Linked DNA regions of Mus musculus: regions 2, 3, 4, 5, 6 and 7 are each linked to region 1. A link is a loop called in an ENCODE intact Hi-C map of the cell type or tissue named here. Cell type or tissue: heart. All regions are shown on one strand.

The links. A loop is a pair of places that touch in the nucleus more often than their neighbours do. Peaks named below come from ENCODE experiments on the same cell type or tissue, not always from the same donor. Only the 100,000 strongest peaks of a DNase experiment are listed, where the experiment ranks them.
Region 2: it touches region 1 in a loop (3-fold over the local background); 17 of 42 quality-filtered maps call a loop at or near these places.
Region 3: it touches region 1 in a loop (2.9-fold over the local background); 11 of 42 quality-filtered maps call a loop at or near these places.
Region 4: a loop joins it to region 1, with 10 times the contacts of the local background. A loop is called at or near these places in 16 of 42 quality-filtered maps.
Region 5: it touches region 1 in a loop (1.9-fold over the local background); 3 of 42 quality-filtered maps call a loop at or near these places.
Region 6: a loop joins it to region 1, with 6 times the contacts of the local background. A loop is called at or near these places in 17 of 42 quality-filtered maps.
Region 7: it touches region 1 in a loop (14-fold over the local background); 15 of 42 quality-filtered maps call a loop at or near these places.

Annotation. Positions count from the first base shown.
Region 1 is chr2:133,547,836-133,551,835 of GRCm38, reverse strand. No RefSeq gene overlaps it. Among named protein-coding and RNA genes, the nearest start is that of Bmp2, 2.3 kb to the left of the region's middle. RefSeq lists a cis regulatory region at 689-699 and a promoter at 1-1,588. In heart, a CTCF peak has its summit at 1,532 (motif pointing left); DNase peaks (open chromatin) are centred at 1,295 and 1,375; H3K4me3 peaks cover 101 bases; H3K27me3 peaks cover 1,073 bases.
Region 2 is chr2:134,015,290-134,019,289 of GRCm38, reverse strand. No RefSeq gene overlaps it. Among named protein-coding and RNA genes, the nearest start is that of Gm39940, 270 kb to the right of the region's middle. In heart, a CTCF peak has its summit at 1,969 (motif pointing right); no DNase peak of the experiment used is centred here.
Region 3 is chr2:133,112,370-133,116,369 of GRCm38, reverse strand. No RefSeq gene overlaps it. Among named protein-coding and RNA genes, the nearest start is that of Fermt1, 170 kb to the right of the region's middle. In heart, a CTCF peak has its summit at 2,458 (motif pointing left); no DNase peak of the experiment used is centred here; H3K27me3 peaks cover 884 bases.
Region 4 is chr2:134,479,864-134,483,863 of GRCm38, reverse strand. No RefSeq gene overlaps it. Among named protein-coding and RNA genes, the nearest start is that of Gm52526, 46 kb to the left of the region's middle. In heart, CTCF peaks have their summits at 965 (motif pointing right) and 1,890 (motif pointing right); no DNase peak of the experiment used is centred here.
Region 5 is chr2:133,163,100-133,167,099 of GRCm38, reverse strand. No RefSeq gene overlaps it. Among named protein-coding and RNA genes, the nearest start is that of Fermt1, 220 kb to the right of the region's middle. In heart, no CTCF peak of the experiment used is centred here; no DNase peak of the experiment used is centred here.
Region 6 is chr2:134,027,741-134,031,740 of GRCm38, reverse strand. No RefSeq gene overlaps it. Among named protein-coding and RNA genes, the nearest start is that of Gm39940, 290 kb to the right of the region's middle. In heart, a CTCF peak has its summit at 1,902 (motif pointing right); no DNase peak of the experiment used is centred here.
Region 7 is chr2:133,722,243-133,726,242 of GRCm38, reverse strand. No RefSeq gene overlaps it. Among named protein-coding and RNA genes, the nearest start is that of Gm39940, 19 kb to the left of the region's middle. In heart, a CTCF peak has its summit at 1,798 (motif pointing right); no DNase peak of the experiment used is centred here.

The sequences.
Region 1 (4,000 bases):
ATTTTGGCAAAAATGTGAGCAAACGCTTCTGTTTTGAATGGTGAGAAGAAAATGTCGAGAAATAGCCGATACACATCTGAGTGCATTATTACATTTTATAAATATTCATACATTTATATTCAAATAAATGAATCTAATAAAAAGATGCATATATTTTATATGTATTTATTTATGTAAATTATAAAAATACGGGTACAGGTTTCTGAACATAGATACACACTTGTAAAGTGGACATCCCTTCTAGTGATGTGTGTGTGTGTGTGTGTGTGTGTGTGTGTGTGTCCATGTGAGGGGACAATGAGAGTTAATAGAAATTCTCTTTATAGAAGCGATCACTTCGATACTTGTGATATTTATCTTCCCTTCCACACCCACCTACTCCAGAGTCAGGTAACAAGACAATTCCGGTTTGAGACCTTTGAATTTTCTGCCTGGTCCTCTCTCTCCACTGGGTCTCCAGCAGTAAGGCTCTGGCTGTGGCCAAGCCAGTTTTCTTCCTCAGCTGGAAATGTCCCCAAAGCTGCTGAGCCAGGATTCTTTTTTGAAATCTTTCCATTTCTCCCTACATTCAGGAGCCTTCATAGTACCACCACTGGCTACCCACAGGACCCCCAAAACTATGGGCTGAGCATTCCTGTAGAAGACCAGAGTGAATAACGTTACGTTGTGAACCAGATCTTTCCAGTTTGCAAAGCAAAGACCGAGAAAGACCAGAAGCAGGGGCTTTAATGATTTTTTTACCCACGTGTGCTAGCTTTTCAGTCGGGGAGCTAAAATAACTCTAGGTTCGTTCACCTAAATCGGATTAGCAACCCACAGAGGGAAATTAGGCCCTGGCTGTTTCTAGAGCTGTAGAGGTCAAATAAGGTATTTTTGAAGGAAGGCTGTCTACAAGGGAAATTAAAGGAGAGGAAGGGATAGATCCAGCAATTTGCGATCAGCTACTGTATTCCTTTTTAAAACGTGTTGCAGAAGTTGTCACTCTGAATCATGAGACACCAAACAAGGCGGCAATAAAACACTCCACTCAGACGTGTAAGTGTGTAAGTCAAAAGGGCTGATCGCCTCTGAAGCCATTTCCTTCCCTATCAAGTTTAATTGAGAAGTTAACCATTGCTTCTGTCATCGCGGAGGCGGAAGGAGCAAAGCAAGAAACTCCGAACCTATATGAGATTTAAATGAGAAAGTTGCCTTTAATGAGGAAGAGAAAGCTGACAGCTGTTGGACCAACCCCAAGAAAAGATGAAAATGAAACCTTTGGTGATGACATCAACAATGCCTTGCAGCTTTGGGCCTCTGGAACACCAGAAGAGAGAGTTTGGCCGTTTAGGATATCCTTAGTAATCAAGTCTCTGAGGTAAAATGGATGCCTCTGGACAGTTACTCCACCTTGGTGGTGCCTGCTGGCTTCTTTTTTGTAGCCCAGAGAGGTGCTGCTAAAAAGCCTTTCCCAGGAACTTTCCTCAAGTTTGGCCCAATTTCTCTGAAGAGCACTCGACTGTTGTTTTTTTAGAGATGGCTGCCCTCTTGTGGTGGAAATGAGTGTAAACGCATGGGACCTAGAAGTGAATCCAGTTTAAATGAATTCTCTGTTCTTTGGAATACAGTGTAGATGGTCATGTTCAGTCCATTTTTCATGCAATTGAAATTGTAGAGAAGAAACAAATACAGAGACTTATTGCTTTTTACACTCTATGCTGGTGGCCTCCTCCCACCCACAACAAATAATGTGTGGTTACTTAATACTTTGAGGGGGTACTATCTGTCTTCTCTGAAAATGTACAGTGCTTGCGGACTTGCTCGATCTTACCATTAACAAAGTTTTTCTCAGTATCTGCCAGTTCAGAAGGCGAGAGTAGCTCTGGAGTAGCTCTGAATTTATCCTATTTAGCGTCTCTGTTAACAAATATGTAAGGGGTTTCCAGTGGCCAGGCAGTCCTGGGGCAAGCTAAGGTGAGAATTACAAGTCTGATCTTTGTAAGAAGGTCCAGACACAATGTATCAGAACACAGTCTACTGGTTAGGACTCTACATAAAGGAGGCTGCTGCTATTCTATTCTAGTCCGTTTTTTGCCAGGTTTTCAGGAGATATCGGAAATCCTCATTTGTGTGTGGACATGACCTGGGATGAAATTAAGTACTTAAAGAGTCATACTTTGGCAACTTTTCCTTGAGCAGTTCAGCCCAGATAATGTTTAATTTTATTGCATCCTGCAGCTATTAGCATTCAGCATTGTTCCTACTAGGTGGACCATTATGCAAATTCACATGAAAATAATGATCCCCATGTATTGTAAAGGTCACAGCAGGCGTGACATGATCCATCTACCTTGTAATTGTCATTCCATTGTAACCTGTGGCAACTCCCCTGAGAAACCTCTTAGCCTGTGCATCATTTGCTGCTGATGCGACACCCAACCCTGGCTCTCCTCACTCCTGATTCTTTCCTAGGGACCAGAAGCTACAGCCGAGAGTAGCATTTGCTCTACCTAGGGCTCACCTAGTCAGTGTTGGATTAGCCACAGTAAGAATGATGGGTGGAGTGATTTGTAGGCCAAACTAGGCCAGGTTGGCCAAGTCACATTGTTTTAGACAGCCATCAAATCTTGTTTAATTACCATATAGCAATATACTTGCATATGTGACCAATGATATTAAAATGTTTTGCTATTGTATTAGGTTGGAAGAGGGAAAGGGGGTAGTTACAATCTCTTAAGATAAAAGAAGTAATGTTTTTTAAAAAGGAGTCAACCTCAGTATTAATGTTTTTACAAGGTAGCTATGGAGTCAGAGTTTTCACCCAAAGCCTCTGTATTGAAAAACCCCTCCCATCTAAGTGTTATAGGTATACTTTTGGAGATGTGACTGGATCATAGGGACCAGTGTATTTATCTATTGACAAATTTCAATTTGGAAAGCTTTATGGGCAGTGACATAAGTGTTAGGGAATGGGGACAGGTTGATGGAAGTAGTCACTGGAGACAGGCTTTCAAAGTTTCTGCCTGTCTCTTCCTGGGGTCCAGCCTGTCACTTCCTGGTTTTTATCCTATTGTCTCTTCCTGGTTTTCATCCTGTTTCCCTGTCCTGGGTTCCTTCCTGTTGCTCTCTTGCTTCCTGACCACCATAAAGCAAGAGGCCTTCTCTCCCATGTGTCTCTCCTCCATGTTCTTCCTCACTGCAGGTCCAAAGAAAATAAATGGAGCCATACACCGTAGACTGAAACTCCTGAAAACATGAGGCAAAAGAAATATTTCTTCTTCTCAAACTGTTTTAGGTATTTGTTTCATTGTTTCAGAACTAAAAGCAAAAGCAAACAACAACAACAATAAAAGCAAACTGACTAATACTACCCAGTCTATAAATCTTTACTGAGGATCTATGAACTTCACAACACTATGTTACTTGGATCCGGTGCATAAAGACACATAAGCTCTGCACATCCTTTATTTAGGAGCCTGTGGAAGAAGTATGATATGTTCAGAGGTAAAGAAATATAAAGCATAAGACATATGACAAGGACACTTCAGGAGAGCAAAGAGTTGCTGAGGGACTAATGGGAAGCAATGTGAAATTAGTAAGCTTATAGCAAGGACAGGGTTGCAGATTGGATGTGAACTCTCCCCTGAGGGCTCCCTATCTGGTGGTGTTATTCCAGGAGGTGGTATTATAAGAACATAAGAGGTAGAGCCTTGATGGAGCAAGTAGGTCACTAGGGCAGTGGGTCTTAAGCTTTTACATCCAGATTCCCAACTGATCTGTGTTCCCTGCTCTGCTGAGATGTGGTCCTACCCATTTTGGTCCTCTACCAGCACAACTTCACTAAGACATACTGCCTTCTAGTGTGAGAGCCTTAAGTTGATTCTTGTCAGGTACTTCATCACAGCCATAAGTACCAGTGACAGCAGTGTTTCAGGGGACTAGTCAGGTGAATACAATGGCTGGGAGCTAGGGAGTGAGGTTCAGCAGGTGACTACATAACACCAGCAGCAAAAAAAATTTT
Region 2 (4,000 bases), 470 kb before region 1:
TGGCCCAAACTTAGAACACTTAGCACTGAACAGCGACAAGGAGAGTGATTCTCTTTCTGGCTGGGGGCAACATGAAGTAAAGCCACTTTCAAACAGTTTCATAGTGCTTAGAAAAATCAGTTTTTTTTTTATTTTATAATCAAGCAATCAAATTCCTCTGTGCATAGCCAATGAATTAAAAACGGATGTCCACATAGATACCTATGGCAGCTTTACCATACTTGCCCAGACTTGAAAGCATCCAAGATGCTCTTCCATAAATTAATGGATAATCTGCAGTTTATCCCAGCAAAGGAAGATTACTGAGCAATATAAGCAAATTAGCAATCAAGCCACAAAAAGACAGGGAAGGACATGCAATAAATCTTACCCACTGAAAAAGAAAACAGTGCAAAACCGTTCACTTTTTATGAGTGTTATACATGCTATTGTCTGAAAGGAAAAACAATGGAAACAGGACATACCCAGTTCCTGTCAGAGGTCAGTGTGGAGGAAAGGGTGGAAGGATGCATAGGATGTTTAAGGCAGTGACATAGTTCTCCACGACAGTATAATGGCAGACACGTGATGGGTACATGTGTTGAAAACCACAGAATGTATTCTACCAAGAAAAGATTTTTCCTGTACACTATGCATGAGGATACATCAACACACAGGCTCATTTATTGTTAGAAGTGGGCCAGCCTGTATGGGACATTGCTAGCAGGGGAGCAGCACAAGTTTGAAACAGAAATTATATATTAAAAAAATCTCCATATTATTGTACTAATCTTATTGTGACCCAAAAATTACCCTGAAAAGGAAATCCTGTTTAAAAGTATACAAGAACAAAGACCTTGGCTTCAGGAGATGTGGTTCTGTAGAGTAGCAAGGTTTGTCTCTCTCAACACCTTATGCTTCCCTGTTGTCTAAAGCTCTTCACGGCCCCTCTATGCTCATGCCTCTTTCCCATAGACTGAAAGCAGGTAGCTAAAGCTGGGGCCAGCATGAGTTTCTCCTCGGCCACAAAGAGAAGAGGTTGGAACATGAGAAGAACTGAACTAAGCAGACAGTGAATTTTGAGCACTGGAGCGTGTTAGAATGTATAAGTTAGCAGTTGGACTGGCCGTATTGGTTACCGTCCCTGGGCAGAAAGAAATCACTAAAAGGTGAAGAAGGAAGAGAGAAAAAGAAGAAGGGCAGAGAAGTTAATCTGCATGATAACTGAGTGCTACCCACTCAAGATTTTCCATGCCAATCCATGGCTTAGACACACTTCAGCTATTAATTATCACTTTGCTACACATTTCCAAGCCATCATTTATGTAGATGAATATGCGGAGAGCTTGGTCTCTGCCATGTGTAAGTCATATATCCCCTACCAACCACACCAGGTCCAAACTGAGGAATCAACAGATGACTATGTTAAGCCCCTATGGACCCATTCTAGTGTGACACAAGGGTTCTTTAAAAGTCACATTACTTCAAAGCAATTGCCTTTTGAAATCTCTCACGGGATCCTGGAATTTAGAGATGAGTAAGTGAGACACTCACGAGATAATGGTAAAACACAATAAAATCATACATTTTTTGTTGTTTACTTTAAATGATGTGCCTTATACAAGTGTGGTAGCCAGTATCAAGGTATGTGACTTTTTATATTATGCCCATCTGTTTAATTTTTCTATTTCTTCAGAGAAACTCTATTAGTATGAGTCCATGTCTTTTCCATCATAATACCCTCTGCCTGTTTCATTTCATGGAAGATGCTTATACGGTCAAGTGAGGTAAAAACAGACGCTTTGGGAATTAGACAGGGGGTTGTATTAACTTAAGTGTCCTTCCTTCCCCTTGTTCTAGCTATTTGGAAGAGGTCTTTCAACAATGGACATTCTATGCCAAGGAGCAATCCCATTAGCAAGAGATCATAATGACAATCATTGGTCTTGGGCCTGGAGAAAGGTGCATCCTGAGACTGTGGCATGGCCACACAGTACTCCACCAGATGGAGCCAGAGATTGACAAGACACCTTCTCAGGGAGGAGCAAGAAAGAGTAAGCAAAGTAACAAAGACCACTACTCATCCAAGCAAGTTCATATTAAGCTCAAAAGCAGTTGGGAGTCCAGTGTGCACTCATGTTTTCTAAATAAGCTACTTGTTTTCTGGTCTGGGTATGTCCTTGCAGCTATTACAGAACAAAAATGAAGTGCTGTGCCACAAAGATATCAGACTGGAAAAACCTTTGATTAACTAACTGTGCATTAGCCTACCAATATAGGCTATGGTTAGTGCCAAGAAAATATTGAAGGGTTCTACTTGTACCATTGCACCAGAAAATAAAAAAGATAAATTTAGAAATTGGCCTACAGTGTTTATTGCATATAAATGAACAAGTTCAGAAAAGAAAGATGTAATTTTATTTTCATGTAATTTAAAAATCCATTTCTGCTGATAAAACATGTATCCCAAATAATTCATTGCATGCTCACAGCTCGACAGCTTTTTCACTCTAATTTATAAAAACACAGGTTGCATAACAAATATGATTTAAAAGCAGACATCTCCTTACACGATCATTTAAGGTTAGATAGACACTTAGTATTGACAAGAGTGAAGGAAATAACAGCAAAAGAAAGAAAGAAACAAACAACTGCAACAACAAAACAAAAGCAAACAAACCAAACCAACCAAAACTGCCAAGTCTTTTCAGCAATCCTTTAACCTATCAGTAGCTCAGGAGATCCTTTTACAGATATTTCTGAGTTATCATTTGGAAAGCCCATTCTTCATATTCTTGGCCCAGCAGGAATCTGTGTGTTGTTCTTACTGGACCACTTTAGTTGTAGATTTAGCTTTGGTAGAAATCTGAATCTATTGTGCGATGCCTTTGGGAGGAATGCTAAAGGCTGCTGGAGATGTGTACTTCTCTCCTCGCTTTGACTAGATCTTCGACCCCAACCGACAAGCATCAGAGACACGACTAGAACTACCATCTGATGATTCAATTTCTAGAAAGAATGGGCTCCTAGAAGAAAGAAGCCTCCTACAACTGTCTTGTATGTTCCGTTACTTTAATTCTGGTTCCTGCATTATACTTACCTCAGCGTCAGAACTAGGAATATTCAGAACTGTTTCCTTCTGAGATCCTCACCATAGACAGAAGCAAAGGAACTACTCTAATATGAAATATGTGCTCTCAGAAGCATTGTTGCAGCAGGCAGAAAGCTATCAGTCAGTGATCTACATTTGGGAAGAGACTCCCAGGAAGTAACCTTTGATAACCTTAGACGATGTTTGTGTGCTTTGGCACTATGATCACCTCCGAAGTTAATTAGAGAACAAAACCTCTATAAGTCAATGCAGTGGTCTTGCGGACAGGTGTGGGTTTCCCTCCAAAGCGTCTTTTCTCCCTATTTAGTAGACAGAGCCTTCAAATACCTTACAAATTGTCATATTTAGAATGTATGTTGAGCAAACCAAGTCCAAGGATATACAATAGTAAATATTACCTTTCTCAAATCAACTCTTTCATCAGGGCCAATGATTTCATTTCAAGTCATTTTCCTATGATAGTCTGGTTTTGAATGCCTCCTGGTTTTCCCTTTGAACGACTGGCTGACGTACTTCCCGATGTCCCTGTTTCTCAGTATCTTCTATTCTTACCAACAAGAGAATTATTGGCAAATTACAATTATCCTTGGGCTTTTTGTTGCTTAGGAATTCAATTAATGCTTATGGAATTTGAAGCAAACAATAAAAAAAGCAATATTCTAAAAGGGTTAGGCTGAACCTAGGAGGCAGGATATTTAAACCAGAGCATTTGGGGTTTTGTTGTTGTTGTTGTTGTTGTTTTGCTGGATTTGTTTTCTCTTTAAAAATGTGAATTACTTTGGCAGAATTATTGAGAGTACTTTTTCTCAGCAACAAAAACCTTTAGTTTTGAGGCAAGATGGGTTTAAAGTTTTAAACACTTTTCCCATTCCTTTTGTGTTTGGGGAAACTCCCCAACTTTTTACTCAT
Region 3 (4,000 bases), 440 kb after region 1:
AAAAGCAGTTTTTGTGTTTTGGTCTTTGGGTTTGTTTTGGTTTGTTTGTTTGTTCAGTAGGTTTTGCCTATATAAAATACAGAATAAGTCCAGAAGACCCCACTAGCAACAGTTCTTAGGAAATCCTCATTTCTTTATCAGGCACCATCACTAAAGCATAACCATGTTCAGAAAGCTGAGGGAGAAAATTAAGAGAAGCATTTCAAAAGGGATGAGAGCAATCTACTCTTCTCGCTTATGTTCCTCTTTATTGATCAAATGAATTACCTGGTGTGGTCTGATTATCAAAAGTGGGAACACACATGACCAGAGAGGACAAGACAGCCAGATGTCTGTAGGCCTAGGAACACTTACTATGCTTACCCACTTTTAAAAATAGGAGAAGAAAGGAGAGAGAGAGAGAGAGAGAGAGAGAGAGAGAGAGAGAGAGAGAGAGGAAGGAAGGAAGGAAGGAAGGAAGGAAGGAAGGAAGGAAGGAAGGAAGGAAGGAAGGAAGGAAAAGAAAGGAAGGAAGGAAAAGAAAATGGGAAGGAAAGAAAATGGACGGAAGAGGGGAGAATGAAATTTAGTTTGCTAACTTGTCACAAAGAAATAAATGTAAGAAATTTTCACTGTGTCAGTTTTCCCTTCACTGGGTTGTATCTTTCACCCTTTATGGGGTTCGGTGTTCCAGAACATCCCTCGGGCAAGAGAACTTTCAAATAGCAGTTGTTCATATTAGAATTGACAAAAGTAACTCTGTGGCCTAGAATGGCTAACACAGGTGTCCAAAAACCACCAAGCAGATTTGCTCACTACCCACCAGAAGCGGCAGCATGAGTTTCAGGAGCATGCAATTTCAATGGTTACCACATCCAATTTTTTTTTAATGTCGTTAGCAGTGAAATGCAGACAGCAGACAAGGCTCCTCAAGACATGCGTCCTGCCCTAGGATGCCTTGAGGAGACGTCAGGTTTTAAACTCACTTCCTATTGCCTTAGGTGTCACTAGACTGGGGTGTAAGGGGAGGGCTGGTAGGACAGAGGATTGTACAGCTATGGCCAGCTGGTAGAGAAAGTCACTCTGCCACTGTCAGCAGACAAGCTGCCACTAAGATTACCTATGATATCTTCCCCCATGTGAATGGCACCTTCTGGGAATATCTCAAAGATAATCCCCAAGGCTAGGAAAAGCATGAAACAGTGGGAAAATGAGACCCAGAAAGATGGACTAACTGAAGAAACAATACAGTCATCCAAGCAGAAAGCTCAGAGAGCATCTCTTATGTAAAGGGAAACAGCCGGGCGTTTTCCACATCAACCTAAGAGATGGCAAGAGTGTGCTGTCTAAAGGGTGTGGTCGAACGGCTTTAGGGAGAGTTAACCTCTCTCAGGAATGGGTACCTAGATCGGTTATCCAATACAAAGTAGTCAGCCCTGAAATCTCATATGCACACAAACAACAAAAACAGACGAGAAGTTAGTGTGCCCAGCTCACCAGACCAACAGTTGGTTAATTCATCCATATTCTCTCTCTCTCTCTCTCTCTCTCTCTCTCTCTCTCTCTCTCTCTCTCTCTCTCTCTCTCTCTCTCTTTCTGCCTCCCCCTCCCTCCATCCCTCCCTCTCTCTCTCTCTCTCTCTCTCTCTCTCTCTCTCTCTCTCTCTCTTTCTGCCTCCCCCTCCCTCCATCCCTCCCTCCCTCTCTCTCTCTCTCTTTCTCTCTCTCTCTCTTTCTCACATGCTCTCTCTGTTGATATCAGACATGAATCTCTGAGCACTCCTTCTGCAGCCATCTGTGACTTTCCCCAACACCAACCTGTGAGGGTTTGGTTTTTTTGGTTTTTGGTTTTTGGTTTTCGGGGCTTGTGGGTTTTGCTGGTAGAGACTCTGCCTTTTGCACTGTGAAAAGCTGTGCCTTATTCTCCCTCAGGGAAATAGTCCAGAGCATCAGAGTATCCAATGAAAAAAAAACTCTTGAGTGATCTGTGCTGGGTGCTTCTGGACCTCCTCAGAACCCACTGAACCTGGGCCACCTCTGTGTGATCCAGAGAAAATCAAAACCACAACTTAGAGCCTTAAAAAAAGTGTGTGGGGTGGGGAAGTGAAGCTCTCCTCAAGAGTTCTGACGCAAATGGAAAAGACTTTTTCCACCCGGTTGCCCCTCTGGGCCCTTCACCACCTGGAAAAAAAAGTGATAGGTGATTGAGCCGAATGAGGGCCTCTGCCTCCCACTTGAATTCCTCCCCCCCCCCCCCTTCTTCTTTCTAAAAACAAAGAATTCTATGAATCTTTTTTCTGCTTCTAAAATATTTTCTGCAGGATTGAGTGCTTGCGAAGCGATGATTATGAATGACTAAACAGCCCTGCATATATTTCTGGAATACTTGGAAATGCCTGTTATTTCTGGAAATGTGTGCTTGTTCAGGTTATTCCGGCAAAGGGCAGCTAGGGGGAAAAAAATTTGCTTTCCTGATAAGAAGCCTGCAGCGCCACCTGCTGCCGGCTCAGAGGACAGCAAGGTGACAAGGTGGAAAAACAAGGACCTGGTTAAAACAGCTTCATTTCTCAAATGCGGGTGATATCCTCAGCTGCGTTCATGGAAGTAAGATAACATGTTTCCAGTAACTACAACACAAACACGCACGGCCCCGAGCTACACTGGACTAACAATGAGAGGGCATCAAGGCAACAGGGCCGGCCTTTCATAGTCTGTAACACTTGTCAAGATCGACTGCAAACTGAGACCATCAGAGTAGCCGTTGGGGACGACACCATTTTGGGGGACAAACGTATTTTCTTTCAAAAATACTTTACTGTGTTATTTATTCATTTCTTGGGGGCCCACCCTCATCACAGTTCATGTGTGAACGTCAGAGGACAAGTTAGGAGAGTCGCTTCTCTTTCTGCTCTGTTGGGTCCCAGAGATTGATCACAGGTCATCAGACTGGCAGCAACCATCTTGGCCTGCTGAACCATCTCTTCAACCCACAGGTGGGCTTAAAACGCGCAAAATAAACATAACCCTGGGGCTGGTGGCCTTCGTATGTCTGCTTGTGCCTGGGTTTCAAGAAAATGTTGAAATGGGAGTTGTAGGCAAAATGGAAAGGAGATGCCAAGCCATTCACACTGTTCCTTTAAAAACAATCCAGGTTCACCGTCCCTGTGTTCCTTTCCATAGTTCCTTCCCACAGGATCTGGAGCTAGAGACAATTTCCCACAGATTTCTATGGCATTGGCTATTTCCACAGCTACCAAACCTAAGAACCTATGCATTTATTTATACCCAGTGTTCTGTCTACTTCATAGGGGAGTGGGTCTTAGTCTTCCTAATGCTACCACCCTTCAAGACAGTTCCTCATGTGGTGGTGTCACCCCTCCCCCAAACATAGAATTATTTCACTGCTATTTTATAACTGTAATTTTGCTATTGCTATGAATCATAGCATAAATATCTGATATGCAGGATATCTAATATGTGACCCTTATGAAAGAGCTCTTCGACCCCCAAGGGACATGACCCACAGGACCTCAGCCACCTAGACCATGCAGACCTATCAGGTTGGAGTTAATAAATGTCAACAAGGAATTTTGTTTTCTTCTTTACCCCTTTTATCCTTCCAGGGGGCCTCAAGTGCTCTTCAGATGAAACCTAGCTTTTTACCACACCTAAGACAAGAGAAGCATACATACACCCACGCTCACCCATCACAACCATATGTACCCCCCACCCACCTTCATTCACCACAACCACCTGCACTCACCTGCACACACCTGCACCCACCACAACCACCTATACCCACCACATATACCTGTAACCATATACACCTGCACCTACCACACACACCACACACACGGCACCCACCTGCACCCACCATACACAGCTACACCCACCACACACACCTACACCCACCACACACACCTGCACCCACCTATACCCACCACACACACCTACACCCACCACACACACCTACACCCACCACACACACCTGCACCCACCACACACACCTGCACCCACCACGC
Region 4 (4,000 bases), 930 kb before region 1:
CTATGCAAAAAATAACACGGCAGCTGCTGCAGCTACTTTACTGAGAGCGTTCCTAGGACGTAAATGAATAATAAAATGGCATCTCTCTGAAGTCAGGAGAGTCTGAGCCTATCTCAAAGTGCATAGAACTTTAGAGCTAAGAAGATTATCGAGAGCTATCCTATTTGGGCCTTTTCCCATTTGAGAACATTTTAACAGAGCTGAGTTGTTGGCTACTCTGATGCTATAAGTAGGAACACACCAATAATGCCATTTCAGGATGGAAGAATCCAAAGGCTTTCTCAGTGTTTTGTGCTTGGTACTATCTGGATTAATTTTTATGGAATACTCAAAGATCAACTAAATCAAGCTCAGAATTCTACAGACCTCTTCAGAGCTTTTATATTTCTTAAACACAGAGTAATAAAGCTGGAATAAGCTGCAAGGTCCTATAAAGCAGGAGAGCACTAATATTTGCATGCTCAGATGCTGAAACTCCATATAACAGCCTAGGGAGGTGGCTCGGTAGCTAACGTGCTTTTATCACAAGCAAGAGAAGGGAGCTCTGATCCCCAGAACCACTAGAAATGCTGGCTTGGCATGGTGATTCCCAGGCATTTCTCCCTAGGGATGCAGAGACAGGATTCTCATGCTACTGGCCAGTAAGACTATATTAGTACACCCTCTCCTTGGCAAACTTTCTCTTCTAGTTGGGTCCTTTGATCTGTCTGGTCTCTACCTCATAACATTTATTTTTTAATCACATAAGAGACATACAAGAAATAATTATTAATCAGTGAAAATTTTGCAATCCAAGAATTAGCGGATCCAGAATAAAACCAGCAGTAGCCATAGGGATGTGGCACATGTGAGTGTAGCACAGACCTTCAGGGCAGGAAAGGTTTTAGTGATTTTTTTTCCCTCCTTTCAGCCTTAGTTGACCCTCACTCCTGGTATGGTAACTCCAAAATAATTCATGTTCTGCCTGTAGATGGCGACATCTGAACTCTTTTCCTTGGTGCTGAGACTATGAGCAGCAGGTTTCATCCCACAGGCAGGTGAGAATGTGAACTGATGTCTGAAAAGGAAGCAACAGGGGCTGTGGCTGCACTCAACGGTTTCTATTACATTTGGTGCAGAAACCATTCCCGGAGGCACAGAACATCTAGGCTGAGTGTGTGCTCAAGGATGATGGGGAATGTGAACCCTGTCTACTCACTAGGACATATTTCAGTCATTATAATGTGGCAGAAGGAAGTGTGTGTCATATTAAAGAGTGGCTGATTAAGAGTATTTTTGAACTATTAATACTATCTGCCCATCAATTTTCTCTTCAATTATTGGACTTTTGCTGTTACAAATAAGACTTCTTAGCCCAAGCCAAAGACCACAAAGAAGTTTTCTCTTTCTTTTTCCTTTGTGAAGTTTCATAGTTGCATTTTTATTTAGATAGAAGATATTAATTTAACTTGTATACAAGGTATGAAGTATGAAATTAAATTATATGTATTTTGTATAATTGTCAAATGCAGTGTGTCGAATACCAACTTTTCTGTCTAAATGCCTTTGAAGCACTGGGGAAAATAAGTGAACTCAGTGTGATGGTTAGTTTCTGGCCTCTTTGTTTTGTTACCTATATATCTATTCTTGACTATTACAGAAGAGTCATTAGTTTTTAAACTTGGGCAGTGTGAAAGTGGGTTCCCCTCTAAGGACATCTGTGGGTCCTTTGCCCCCTTTGTGAACATAATCAGATGCTCTGAGCTCAGCTTCTGCATCGGTAGAATATAGAATTTTATGAACAGCTGTCCATTCCTTCCTCCTTTTCTCCCTCTTTCCCACATCTTCGGTTTCTCGGTGGTTCTGGGGCTCTGGATCCCGTTCTCATTCATGTCTGTTCCGCATCTGGTCAGTAGGTGGTGCTGTGCAGCAATACATCCACTTGTTGATGTCTTACATCTTTTAAAATACCAGATTATGTCATCTGCTAGCCCATGACTTCTGTCTACGCCGTGAAAAATGATCACTAAATTGTTAGTAGAACAACAGTTTAGAAGCCTCTTTCCCTGAGCATCTGAGTCTAGGCTTGAGCTCGGTTGCTTAAGTCTCCATTTTCTCAAGATTTAAAGGCTTTTCATTATAAAAGGAGAATCCAAAAGACTATATACCCCCCCCCCTTTTTTTTGACAGGGGTGGGGTCCGGGGTGGGGGTGAGGCTGGAAACGAATAAGAACAAAATGAGTATAAAAATGCCATACAGAAACCCATTGCTTTGTATCTTAATGTAAAGACTTGCAGCAAAGAAGTCAATACCGGGCCTTGAATCCCTACAATAGAGCCCAAAATGACATTTGAGTTGGTGTTTGTTTATCAAAGAGTCAAAACAGAGATGGCTCTGAAGAACACAAGAAGCTAGCTAGCTCTACTGCTCAAAATAAAATTCAAGGTTAGTTTGTTTGTGAATTACTGAGCCAGCTGGCTGTCCTGGCCCAGTACGACTTTTGTGGTGACAGCTGTTCCTACCAGGATTTGATGGCTGGGAGTGGTGAGGACAGAACTGGTGGTTTTGAGATGAGCTGGATATGGGAGATGGGTTGCGAGGATGGATTCTGGTTTCCTTAAAGAGGAAATCCACAGATTTCAGATCCTCGCCGTTGAAATCATAGTTTCTGTGGCTGCTCTTAATGCGTTTGCTTTCTGGGCAAAGGGAGGTAAGGCATGAGCGATCTGTTGTAACTCTGTGTCCCCTTAGGTTATGATTTAATGATGGGTGGTTCCATTTGCAAGAGCTTAGCAACTGTGCGGGTTTCCAGCAAGGGCACTAGACTAGCCTGCAAAGAATCTACCCAGTGCCGCTGCTCTGGCCAAGAGTCCCGAGGGTGCTCTGAAATCTTGTTTCCTTTCCCAAGTTCCCAAAAGCCAGAGGAAAAGCTCTCCTTGGGGTTGGTGGCATCATGCGGGGGTTTCCATGTGTAAATGCTGCAGAGCAACCTCAGAAGTGCAGTTCTTAACCCTCTCTTCAGAAGACAGAAACTCAAGATAGGACACTGGAAGCCAAAGCTAGAGAAAGACGGAGTGAAAGAAAGGCATTAAGGGCTCTCCACTTTGGCAGTTCAATCAAATCGCGAATCTAGCTGTCCTCTGACCCCTCTCAGTTCAGTTTCTGTCTTCCACATCCCAGCAAACGGAATTTCCCTGTTTTGGTTGTTCAGCTCCAATCTTTGGAACTTTCTTCATGCTCCCTCTTCCATGATCTAGAAACCAGGCCTGTTGACGGGGACTTTAAAGTGTTGCTGGGATCTAAAGCACTCACCACTGTATCCTTCGGCTAACTCTGGCCTTATGTGACATCATCTCAAGCATGCACTAGACAAGAGTTTTTCTAAGATTTCCCTGTTCCAATCTTGACCCCAGTTCATTTTATTTCCAACATGCTAGCTACAGTGGCACCATTAAAAGCTAAGTGGGTACCCGTTTCTTCTCTACTCAGACTTCTGCAGGCTGCCCATCTCATTAGAAGGAAAAAGATCTTATACTGGTGGGAAAGGTCCTACACAAAAAGAGTGACCTTTCCTAGCTATCATTTAGGTCACTTACTGATGATGCTTGGCCATTTGGTCTCCTGCTTGTTTCTACACCTGAAAGAAATATGCCCACCCTCTAAGGATCTGCTTACCTGCTTCTTCCTTCAGCCCTTTCTTCCTGATCTTTATGCAGTGCTGCTTTCTCTATGTAGCCTTCTCTGGCTGCAGGACTTGACCTTAACCCTCTGGGCAGGCTGGTTGTGTGTCTCCATGGGTAAAGGTGCTTGCTCCTAAGCCTGCTGAACGGAGCTCAATCTCTGGATGTCATATGGCCAAAGGACTGACTTCTACAAGTTGTGCCTGGCTTGGATATGTGAGCTCAAACATGTGCGAGTCTATGCACGCACACATGCATGCACACACATACACACACAGTGAAATATAGTCACCCACATACTAAACAGATACATAATCATAAAATAATATAAAGATCATAT
Region 5 (4,000 bases), 380 kb after region 1:
GGGGAGGGGAATGGAGTCCCGCTGTAAGCTTCCTATCAGAGTTAGCTCTGAAATCACATGACCTCCACAGCTCCTCCAGGCTCACACAGGGAAAGGCCTCATACTTAGCTTAATATTTGACTGTCACAGTTGAGATATTAGTAATGATTTTTGCTTTGAATGTGTGTTTTGTAAATGAAGGGTGATAAGTCAGTGGAGCAAATGTGAGAGGAAAGGAGGTGGGCAGCTAGCAGCACACACGTGCAAGCAGTGCATACATGCAGAAAACATGTAGGCAGAGCAAGTCTGTCTCCTACAAAGGCTGGACAGGCTACCTGATGTTCACTAGCATCCAAGGAAACCCAGAGTGGGGCAGAATTACAGAATGAAGCCAAGCTAGGACCCGGGCCTAAATTATTGCTGGCAACAAGGCGGCGGCAGTAGCAATAGGAGTGCTGAAAATGGCCATGGTTCCCAAATGGGAGTCTCTGCCAAGAGCAGCATTGGAACTCAGAGATCAAGAAGCCAACTTCCCCTACCATTCTCGAAGCCCAATCTTAAGTGTCAACAGAAATGCATAGCCTCCCTTATCCATAGAGGATCTGCTTCAAGATTCTCGGTGGATTTGAAACCATAAACAGTACAAAACCCTACCTCTCTTCTATGTATTTTTCTTATGTATGTATTTAAAGTTTATTTTCCAAACTTGATATAATAAGAGATTAACAACAGTAACTAAAATAAAATAGGATCGGTGTAACACAATATATTGTTTTGAAGGCTATGTGATTATAGTTTCCTCTTGATTGCCACAGTGTGGACATGCTGGATAAATAGTGATCCGGATGTGATGACATAAACTTTCATTACCCTACTCAAAAAGACACTTAAAACATAAGTGCTTTTTCAGTTGGGTTGAGTTGGGTTGGGTTTAAGCAGTTTGAGTTTGTTTGGTTGATTGGTTGGCTTTCTGTTTTGTTGTGTTTTGTTGTTTTATTCTTCTTTTTTTATTTTATTTCAGTTCTGAAATCAAACCCAGGATCTCATACATACAAGGAAAAGTACATGACCATAGTACTTGACCTACAAGTACATGACCTATATCCCCAACTATAAGGTGAATTATTCCCCAAGCTTCCCATGAACATTTTCAAACCGAAACTGCTCTTATATAACTGAATGTACAATAAGGGAGGGTTACTCTGGGAACTTACCAAAAGTCAGCAGGATCTAGCCACACATACCTCACCAGTACACAAGTACCAGAAAAGAACTTGTGGACATTATACTACAAAATAAGACCAGGGTATCCCCATTGTGTTAGAAAGTTGTTGAGATACTGCAAAACACCCACAAGCTCAGTAACAAAAACTGAACTTTAAGACTATAATATTTAATAGAAAAGGATGCCACTTTATAAATGTATACAAAGATTCACTAAGCAAATTTTCTTCCTTTTTTTTTTCCCTTAAAATTGAAGATACCATGACACATAAAGGAGAAAGGCATCTGAATAATAGATCAACGGTTAATAACTTTTACTTTCTTGTACAGACTTCCACGGGGCGAGGAAAAAGGCAGAGAAAACATTAAAACTCCATTAAATACATTAACATTTAAAGTTAAACTCAGAATTACTCAAAAACCAATTTGTGTGGATATTGAATCCATCATGGAGAATTATCCTTTGAGAACAACCAGCTATTGATGAACTAAAACTTACCTTTAACAATAATTCATCAACAGTTGCTTGAATACTGTCATAGCATTTTAATGCTCATGACATCCAGTACACTTACTGCAGCAAAATATTCACACCCAAATGAAAAATGTATTGAATCTTAATTGTAGTCTTGCGAGAGCAGCTAATGCTGTTTCTAACTCTATCCACTGCAAATGCAATTTGTAAAAGCATAAACATTGTTGTCTTAAATGTTGCTTGCCATGATCATACATGCCCACGATCCAAGCACTCAAGAGGCTGACAGAGGAAGTCTGAGTTCAAGACTAGCCTCTGTAATATTGTGAGATCCTGTCTCAAAAACTAAAAGTAAAAAATAAAACCTTCAGTTACAGAGACAAAGTTTGGAGCTGAGACGAAAGAATGGACCATCTAGAGACTGCCATATCCGGGGATCCGTCCCATAATCAGCTTCCAAATGCTGACACCATTGCATACACTAGCAAGATTTTGCTGAAAGGACCCAGATATGGCTGTCTTTTGTAAGACTATGCTGGGGCCTGGCAAACACAGAAGTTGGTGCTCACAGTCAGCTATTGGATGGATCATAGGGCCCCCAATGGAGGAGCTAGAGAAAGTACCCAAGGAGCTGAAGGGATCTGCAATCCTATAGGTGGAACAACAATATGAACTAACCAATACCCCCCACCCCTGAGCTCGTGTCTCTAGCTGCATATGAATCAGAAGATGGCCTAGTCGGCCATCAATGGAAAGAGAGGCTCATCGGTCATGCCAACTTTATATGCCTCAGTACAGGGGAACGCCAGGGCCAAGAAGTGGGAGTAGGTGGGTGGGGGAGAGGGTGGGGGAGTGGGTGGGGGAGCGTGTGGGGGACTTTTGGGATAGCATTGGAAATGTAAAAGAAATAAATACCCAATAAAAATAAATAAATAAAACCTTCAGAACACATGTTCTCAGAGAGAGCCACTGTACAGTGGTACAAAGTCTGCAGAGCGCTCCAAGCAAATCCACAGATGCGATAGTACGGAAAACCCTCAGAGCACTCAGGAGCCCTTCCATAGTCTCTTCCCTATTCTCTCTGAATCAAGCATAGAGCAAGACACACATCTGGTTAGACATAAAGAAAAGGCTGATACCACTTAGTCAGGAACTCATTCATGTCCTCGCAGGATACCCTGCTATAGGTTGGGTGTCTCTTACTTGAAATCCTTCAAATGAGTGTTGTCAGAGGGTTTTAGATTTTGGAATATTTCTATATTCATAGTGATAGGACCCAGTCTAAAATGAAATTCACGTATACCTCATAATATGTGGCTTGAGGCTGATTTTATAAAATATTTTCAATAATTCTGAGCTTGAAACAAAGTTTCATGGTGTAGACTTTTTCACTTGCAATATTAATTTTGAGCTAAAACTTATAGATTTTGGAGCATTTCAGATTTAGAGTTTTCAGGTTAGGACTGCTCAACCCATAAGAAGCAGAATCTCTCACTTGAGAAGTTCTGAAAACAGGATGAAATGGATTCTTATAATAAACTAGGCTCTCAGATAATATAGATAAGTCATAAAATGTTTACCAAGCATGTGAAAAAAGCCAATGTAAGAGTCACAAGTGAACTTAGAAAGAGCTCCTACATGTAAAAATAGCAGAACAGACAAAACAAATAAGACCAGAATATATATGTGCAAATAATTTCTTTGTGAAATACTAGAAGGAACCTCAGGGGAGGGGGGTTACAAATTCAATCTAAGAGCTGAAAAATATCAATATACAGAGATCTTGACTGAATAGGCTCAACCTAGGAGTGACAGCAGAAGGGGCAGCTAGAGAAGTTTGCCAAAGAAATCTCAAAAGGGAAAGGAGCTGACACATGGGCAGGGAATGTCGGAGGAACCAACGACACCTTCAAGGGACCAGTGGGCACCGTGTAAATCTCCGGAGAGGAGAATCAGAGCTCCCAGCTAGAAAAGGCTATGGAGTCCTTGGCAAGATGCATAAAACATTCATGTCCAGCTCCAATGGAAATACTGCAGAACCCAAGAAAGCACACAACAGGATGCAGACAAGAAGTAGGTGATCATCTTCTATACAAGAGTGGGATGGTGTGCCACATTGAGCTTCTCATTTATAACACCAGATAAAGGAGAAAACAACAATATTCTCCTTCTTTCTAGTGAGAAGGATTTCAAAAAGCTAAGATTTGTTTTATATATATATGTATATATGTATATACATACATATATATATATATATATATATATATATATATATATATATATATATATATATATATAAAACATTTGAATGTGTGTGTACAC
Region 6 (4,000 bases), 480 kb before region 1:
TCTATGCCAAGTTAAGAAGTGGGGAATAAACCCGGAAGTGGTGGCGCACGCCTTTAATCCCAGCACTTGAGAGGCAGAGGCAAGCAGATTTCTGAGTTTGAGGCCAGCTCGGTATACATAGTGAGTTCCAAGACAATCAGGACTACACAGAGAAATCCTGTCTCAAAGCCCCCCCTCCCCCCAAAAAAAGGAAGAAGAAGAAGAAGAAGTGGGGAATATAGTGATAGGAATTTCTGAGTTTTGCTGCCTTCCCACCCCTGTGCAGAGCTCATGGGGATCATCTAAGTTAAATATTATCCATCTGATGTTTTCACAGTGCTCCCTGCTACCCAGCCCATCTGCTACATGTCTACACATCACAATTCATAGGGATCTACTATTCTCAACCACTACGGATTCCCAGCCACTACCAGACACATGTTTCTAGTGATCTGCAGTGCAAAGGCATTCGAATGTGGGCTGCAAAGCTCATGAAACCGGAAGTTCTAAGAAAGCAGGAGGCAGCTACTGTGGTCAGTAGGAGACGAGTACTCAACATCACTGATGGAAAAGGTCAGGTGCGGATGGGAACGAGAACAGCAGAATCACATTTCCAGTCATGCTCCTTCACCATATGCACTCCTCAGCCTCATCTTTTCTGTATGCCTGAATGACAACTGTACCTAGTGATACCACCATGATGAAGAGAGACCAATAGATAGGCAGAGTTATCACAAGTGAGTCCTGGTTTTGTACATGCAAAAAGATAAACTTAGTTCAAAATGAAGCATTTGAGTTTTTCAAGTGGTAAAATCAAATTGGAAAGTCCTAATTAGTCCCATCTGCACATATCCCCACTCTAATGTGTAATGTGTGCTAGAGTTTTGTTCAGCTGTGCACAAATATTTCAGGATCTCACAAGAGTCTAAGTGCTGAACTTTAATTGAAAGTCTGGTGTTTCTTCATGAGTGTGGGAAGTATTGGGCAGAGAAATGAACTTTCAGCTATATTGGAAGGGCAGTGGGGTCTACTAACTTTATTTTTACTATTAAAATCTATATAAAATAACATTATTACAACACAGTGAGATCTTCTACAATCTTTCAAAATGGCTCAGAAAAGAAAATAAAACTCGGAAAACTTTAAGTGGGCTTGATTTTGAAAGCCAAATATTTTTAGAAAATTTTAATGAAACCTCATATAACTTTCTTACTTTCAACATTTTCCTACATCAAATGTTTGTCTTTCAAAAGCCTGGCTTAGAACACACACACACACACACACACACACACACACACAATGCTATTTCACTTTCCAAATGCCAGACTTTTAGCATTTTCTTTTATGATGATGCGAGAATTTTTATATGATATAGACCCTAACAATAAAATATATACACAAATAACTGCCAGTGGGGGGAACATCACTCCATTTCTTTAAAAATTTAACAAGTCAAATTGAGCTTTCTGGGGTTTGATATATTATCGGGACTCATTCCTGCAGGAAATGAAACTAACTCTGTGGCTTGCTGGTGTTGGGCACTAGAGAAGATCTGCTGTGATATGAAATTCATGCATGTACACTGTCACCAGACTACTGTCCATACAACAGTGCCAGGCCTTTGTCTATGTCCCTTTGTCTGGTCACTCTGTTTTGGTTCTCCAAGGGCTGAATTTGCCCATGTTATACCCATTTGTCTGAGTGATCTATCTGAGAAATTAAGCCTAGACACTCAGAGAATGTGTCTACCCTTAAGTAACACAACTCAAATTTGTGCTGGTTTGTTACATCCAATGAGCTGATAAAACAGCTTGGTACCTGGGAACAGGATGTCATGAATAGAATGGCAGAGCATATACACTGAAGCCCTAGGACCTAACCTCAAGACTCAACTGTTCTCCAGTAAATTATGCCCTGGGTGTTCAGCAGATGTCGCTGTTTCCTGAGATGCAGAGTTTGCCAGCCCAGCCTGTGTGTCCCAATGCTGGATTAAACACTTCACAAAACATAAGAATACATTCAAGAGTGTAGAGGCTAAAACTCTTTCTCCAGCCCTTGCAAACACGGATACATTTGCCATGAAGACTCTGTCAAGCAGTTTGTTAATGGAAAGTGGGCTGTCCTGTTATCTCTGGATTTTAGGTTAAATCCACATTAAAACTGGCTTTCTCATTTGACCTAGGCTTTTACTGTTGTTACTGTGCATAGTCTCTGCTTTTTAGCCATCCCAAGTTTTCTTGCACTCTGGGTAGTCTACCAATGAGAAGGCAAAGCCAGTTCTCCAGGAAAAGCTTGAGATAGTGCAACACACATGGGGAAAATGACTTTTTATCCAGCACTGCCTTCTGGCTAGTGGGCGACAGGGCTCTGAGATGTTTTAACCACCTCCAGAAAAGGAAGCAGAGAGCAGCCCACCTTCCTCAGAAACACTGGGAAAGTCATTTGAAATCACCAGTGTCTGAGCTTGAGCTTCCCTCAGTCGTGGTACATTGAGATCTCTGAGGGTGTGAGGTGTGACTCTGGGATGCAGGGAATGTGTGTGTGTGTGTGTGTGTGTGTGTGTGTGTGTGTGTGTGTGTGTGTGGTAGCTGCCTCAAATTATCTGTGATGCAGAAGCTCAGTAACATATGCAAACCTTCAAGCAACTTAACCAGTTCCAATGATAGATAAAAACTACTACAGTGGAGAAGGGAACTCAAAGCAAAGGCCATGAGTCTTGCATAAGGAAGACAAAATGGCTTTTTAAAAAAATGCCAAAGCCCAAAAGTACAGTGCCACTTCTTGAGTAGCTTTCTTTTTCTGAGTGTGATATTCATGTCATGAATCCAAGTGCCTAAATAAAATCGCAGAAAGCATCCATTTTCATGGGAGAAATCTCTAAATATGAAGCTGTGATGTTGAGTTATTCTTTCTTACACGACATTTGGTCCACTTGGTATTTGTTGATCATGTACTGTGTGCTAGACATTCAGAGAATGAAGCGAAATCTCTTTTCTAAGGGTTCACTTTGGCAGAGCAGGCAGTGAATGGCAGGTGATACTGTGAGTCACTAGCATGGGTTAACACAATTCCATGTCATGGGGGCCAAGAAAGGAGCTAGGAGATAAAAGAATTCTGATGGAAGATAAATGTAGGCTTTCTTCCCAACAAAGGCAAGACTCTTAATTAATTATTAATAGGATGTTAATTATATAGAGAAAAGAAATTAACTTAAAGACATATCATTTTCCTCAGAAGGTTCATGAGTAGGTGTTCTCAGCCATGGCCCCTGATTTACTACTTATCAAATCTGAAGACCTTTCTCAAAACAGAATGGGCCAGAGGTCACACCTGCCCTTCTTACACAGGTCTGCTTTGTGAAGACCAGATATCTACTTTGGGATTCATAGGAACTTCATAGTGAGCCCGACCGTGATTATCTTTCTCAGGAGTTTGAGTCATACGTCTATTTACATTGGAGTTTGACTTAACAGAATGGGATTAGCAGCTGTATTGTCACTGGGAGCATGGCCGGGTTAGGAAGGACTCAGTTTTATCACAATCTGGCCTATCTCGGAAGTTGTTTATGTCCTCATCCCTCTGGTTAATTGATTTCCTCCTCTGTTTAAAAACAAGCCAGTGTGTTAAACATTAGCCTCTTGGAGCATGTATTCTCCCAGGTCATCACACGCTTAAGGTTATCTTTTCGAGCTTGGATCAGCATTTCTGTACATCCAGGAGAAAAGACATATGTAAAGATGTCAAAATCCAACTGGCAAACTTGTACCTGAGGGTATGTGAGCTCATCATTTTAAAATAGTTATACATGTATACTGTAATTGAAAACATAAGTAAATGCATGGAAGATAACAAAAACTCACAATAAAAATGGAGGCTACAAGTAAATCAGGTGAAAATAAGGCCACAATTCCCTGCAGAGTGGTGGATAGAAGCAGCAGGTATTAACATGGGCTCACATTAGTTAAGATGGACATATATTGTTCTGATAAGCATGAGTAAATACATCTGTGAATCAAGTCAT
Region 7 (4,000 bases), 170 kb before region 1:
CTGAAGACAGAGTGGAACCTCAATTCTAGCTTGAAGTGCAGCAGCAGGGGAGGAGGGGAGGGGACTGACACTTTGCTGGCCTTTGTTCCCCTACTGCCCCCATCTCTGGATGACTCCCAGGTCCCTAAGCTCAGCTCAAATGAGAGCATTCTGTTCCTCGTCTGGGGGACTTGAGATCCCATTTTCCTCTTTAGTATATTTTTCAAATGGCCTCATGGGTACTCATACGTATTGTTTTCTTTCTGGTCCTTACGCTTTTTCCACAAGCACAGAACACCACATCAATGAAGTCATTAAATCTTTATGGTAACAGTACTATGCTAATGGAAATTATTCATCTATCCCTTGTCTCCCCTCCCCAAAACATCTGGTAGGCTTACCTGGAGTTTGCTTTGGGATGTCACAGAGGATCTTAAAGCATAAGAATATACGGATTCATAGCTTTCTCTGAGCAATGGAGTTTTCCATGTGGTAAGAGGCTGGCGAGGCTGGACTGTTGGGTTTAGACATAAACAGGATCCTGGAAAAGCCTGTGGTAGAGTACACAGAGCAACTCTCAGATTAGCGTCAGGTGGTAGGTAGAGTTGAGGGATGTCCAAAGCCAGACTTGCCACCGACAGACTTGCTGGCAGTATTTAACTGCATGATGAGTTTCTTCTTAACGTGGTTTGTTCTTTAATATCAAATAATAAAACACAAGTATTAGAGCCAATTTAAGTAATTTAGAATAATTAGAGTCTTAAGTGGGCAGCACATGTTCAGAGCAGAACAATCTTTCTCCCAGCTTCAGTGATGTCAGGAGTTTAAGTTTGGGTCTGTTTTCTCTCTTTTTTTTCCTTATGGCTCAAACTTGTGGTGTAGTTCCCCTCTTGGAACCCAGTTATACAGTAACTCCTGAAATGACTGGATAAATGTTGGCTGCCCTGCACGTTCAACCTTGAAAGCACAGAAATCTGGGATTTTAATTCAAACAAATGTGAAAATGGATTATAAATAGGATCCAGCTGCATTTCTAATAGTGGAGAGAGAGAGAGAGAGAGAGAGAGAGAGAGAGAGAGAGAGAGAGAGAGAGAGAGCTATGCCTGCGACATAAGGAAAAGAAGGAAAACACCTTGCCTGGCCTTCAGCAGCCTTCTTTCAAGCTGCAATCACCGCCCTGTCGAAATAGGTAAGGAGCTCTCAAATGTTTTAATTATGTTTAATTAAGTTGTCATTTGTTACTTGACTGCCTTAAAGTTCTGCCTAATTAAACCAGGCTCCATATTCACATTTACACGGTTAGCCCAGCTCAGCACTTAATAAGGGCGGGGGGAGAAATGATTAGCAGAGGCCGTCTTCCTGGAGACTCCCCATCAAGCTGCCAACAGTTGCAGTTTATATATTATTAGCACAGATGTCTGCCAGGCCAATCCAGGGTCTCTAAGAGGGGTGCTGACAATATGACTCCTGCCTCGAACCTCAATAATCCCCCTTCCTTCTCCTTCAGCTATTTTTATATAAGTCTAAAGTGCATGCCGAAAACTGAGAACAAAATGGAGAGCAATGATTTTTTTTTTCCGGTTCATCACCACTGTACGGAGTGGGACAGTGTCACTGCAGCCGGACATGGGGAATCTAACCCTGTCCACTCAGAGTCCATTCTGTTCATTCATGTACCGCTTAAGGTAACAGATAATCAGAGCATCCATTTACATCTGATATGCTCAATGGTTTGCTGTGTGTGATCACACATTGCACCTTGCACAACCATAGAGGGCGCCTTCTGTGTGCTACTCAGCCCTGGGGTGTATTTTCATTTTGGTGATTCCCCGGCAGATGGCAGTAAAATGTCTTGGGGAAAGGGCTCTGATTTCTAATCATACATTTGCCCCAGGGAATGCGCTGATGCACACAATTTCTCACTGGGCTCAATTTTCAACAATGAACAGAGGACAAATCATTAAGATTCTCACAGAATTGTGCATACATTTTGTCAAGTAGAAACACTGTCAATAAATTCTACCATGTAGACACATGAAACAGGAGTCTTCACAATGAGACAACTTCCGCATTTGTGAATCTTTTAAAGAAAACCTCACTCCGATTTAAACGATGACTTTGGTAGGAATCTGCAGCACGTCTACAGTGCTGGGTGGTAAGCATTTCCATTTCTGCATCTTTGACCTTGTGTACAATTGTCTGTTCCTGCCTGTTTGCTAAGCAGAAGGGAGAGCACAAGTCAGGCACTGAATTTGCATACAATAGCAAATGCCTCTCAGCAAAAGTCTCAGCAAACAGTCTCTGTTTGTTCCCTTGCGGATTGTTTGTTTCACCTGCAAGCGCTTCCACTGGTCCATGTTTGTCTCCTTCGAGGTGGAGATGTGATTATTTGTTGGGAAGGAAGCATCGGGAGATAAAGGCTCATTCTGCAAATGTACCCACGGGTTGTGAATCGTAACTCAAAGGCTTCCTGTTCCTCACTTTTGACCCCCTGAAAAGATTTTTGTCTCAGGTTTTAGTTCATATTTTTGGAGTGTTTCAAAGATGCTTTTGTATATCTTGTAGACAGGAAGGACTGTCCAGTGATTCGGTTACAGTGGAAGCAAGCCCTGCAGAACCACCAGCACCTAGAGATGACACGACACGAGCTACCAAATTGCCCAGGATTCTTTGTGGACAGGAAATAGATTAGGTAAAGCCAAGGAGAAGATGACACGAGACAGGCACTCAGGGACATCAGCACATAATCCCATGCATGTGTCGGCTTATAGAATTCGAGTTTTAAAGAAGCAAGTGCAAAAGAAATACTGTCATGTCAGCAAAGCAAGGCTCATTCCCTCCTATTGCTATATTTGTATTGCTATATTTGTCAGGTAAATTTGATCTTTTGTGGAAACGCCTCCTATGAATATGGAAATGAAGAGGAAGATGACAAAGAATGGGGGCATTTGCCGTGTGCAGGTGTTTGTCCCCTTCACTGTAGAGCTTTGACAAACCTGAAGAGAGAAAGAGGAAGAAAGGGATAGAGGGAGGGAAAGAGGGAAGTGGGGAGGGAGGGAGGGAGGGAGGGAGGGAGGGAGGGAGGGAGGGAGGGAGGGAGAAGGAGAGAAACAGGGCAAAGCAGGCAAGCTAAAGTGAAATGTGGATGAAAGGTCTGGAGGAACCCTGAATAACACCTCTAAAAGAACCAGTTCCAGCATGCTGTTTTCACCTTAGCTAATTTATTTTAGATCATAAAAAATAAAAACATTAATATATGTAGCCATGTTCCCTGCAGCATTATTTTTAATGGTGACTAACTAATACCATCCTGGAGTCAAGTACCTGCTTCTTAACTTATCTCCTCTGTCTTAAGACCCCATGACTCCTCCTTACCCCCTCTTGTCTCAGATGCTTTTATTCGCTCAACCTGTTTAGACCCTTCCCAGACCCAGGTGGCCCTTCCTCAAATACTTGGCAGCCACTTTCCCCCCCCCCCACCCCCGCTATTATTTTTCATCCTTAAGTCCTCGACTTCATCCTGTTCTGCCTTTCCCTATCCATCACCAACAGCCTGCCACACGCTCACTACACACCCTTTCTGCCCTCTTTACTGCGGCATTACAGTTTGCTCGTGGGAGTGGGGGTGCCTAGTACCTTCCAACAGCTAAAGTCTATGTAACAATCAGGAGCATCGTCCAAGATTGCCTGTCTTGTTCCCAAGACCTTACATGCCCCCCCCCCCCCACACACACACACACAAATTCTTAGGAAATGTTTGGTGAAATAGGAAATCTAAAAAACCCACAACTATTAAACATGAAATTGCCCTTGTACAGCCTACCTAACCATAAACAAGCACAAGACATGGTATTATAAGGCATTATTGAAGACCACAGAAATTCCAAATGGGAAAATCCCATTATAAATCAGCATTATTAATGTTGTCCAAATATAAATTTAAAAGCAACTAATTTGTATACTTTTCTGGACTTTTTCATGTCTTCTATACTGAACGTTTATTATTTTTATAAAATCAGGT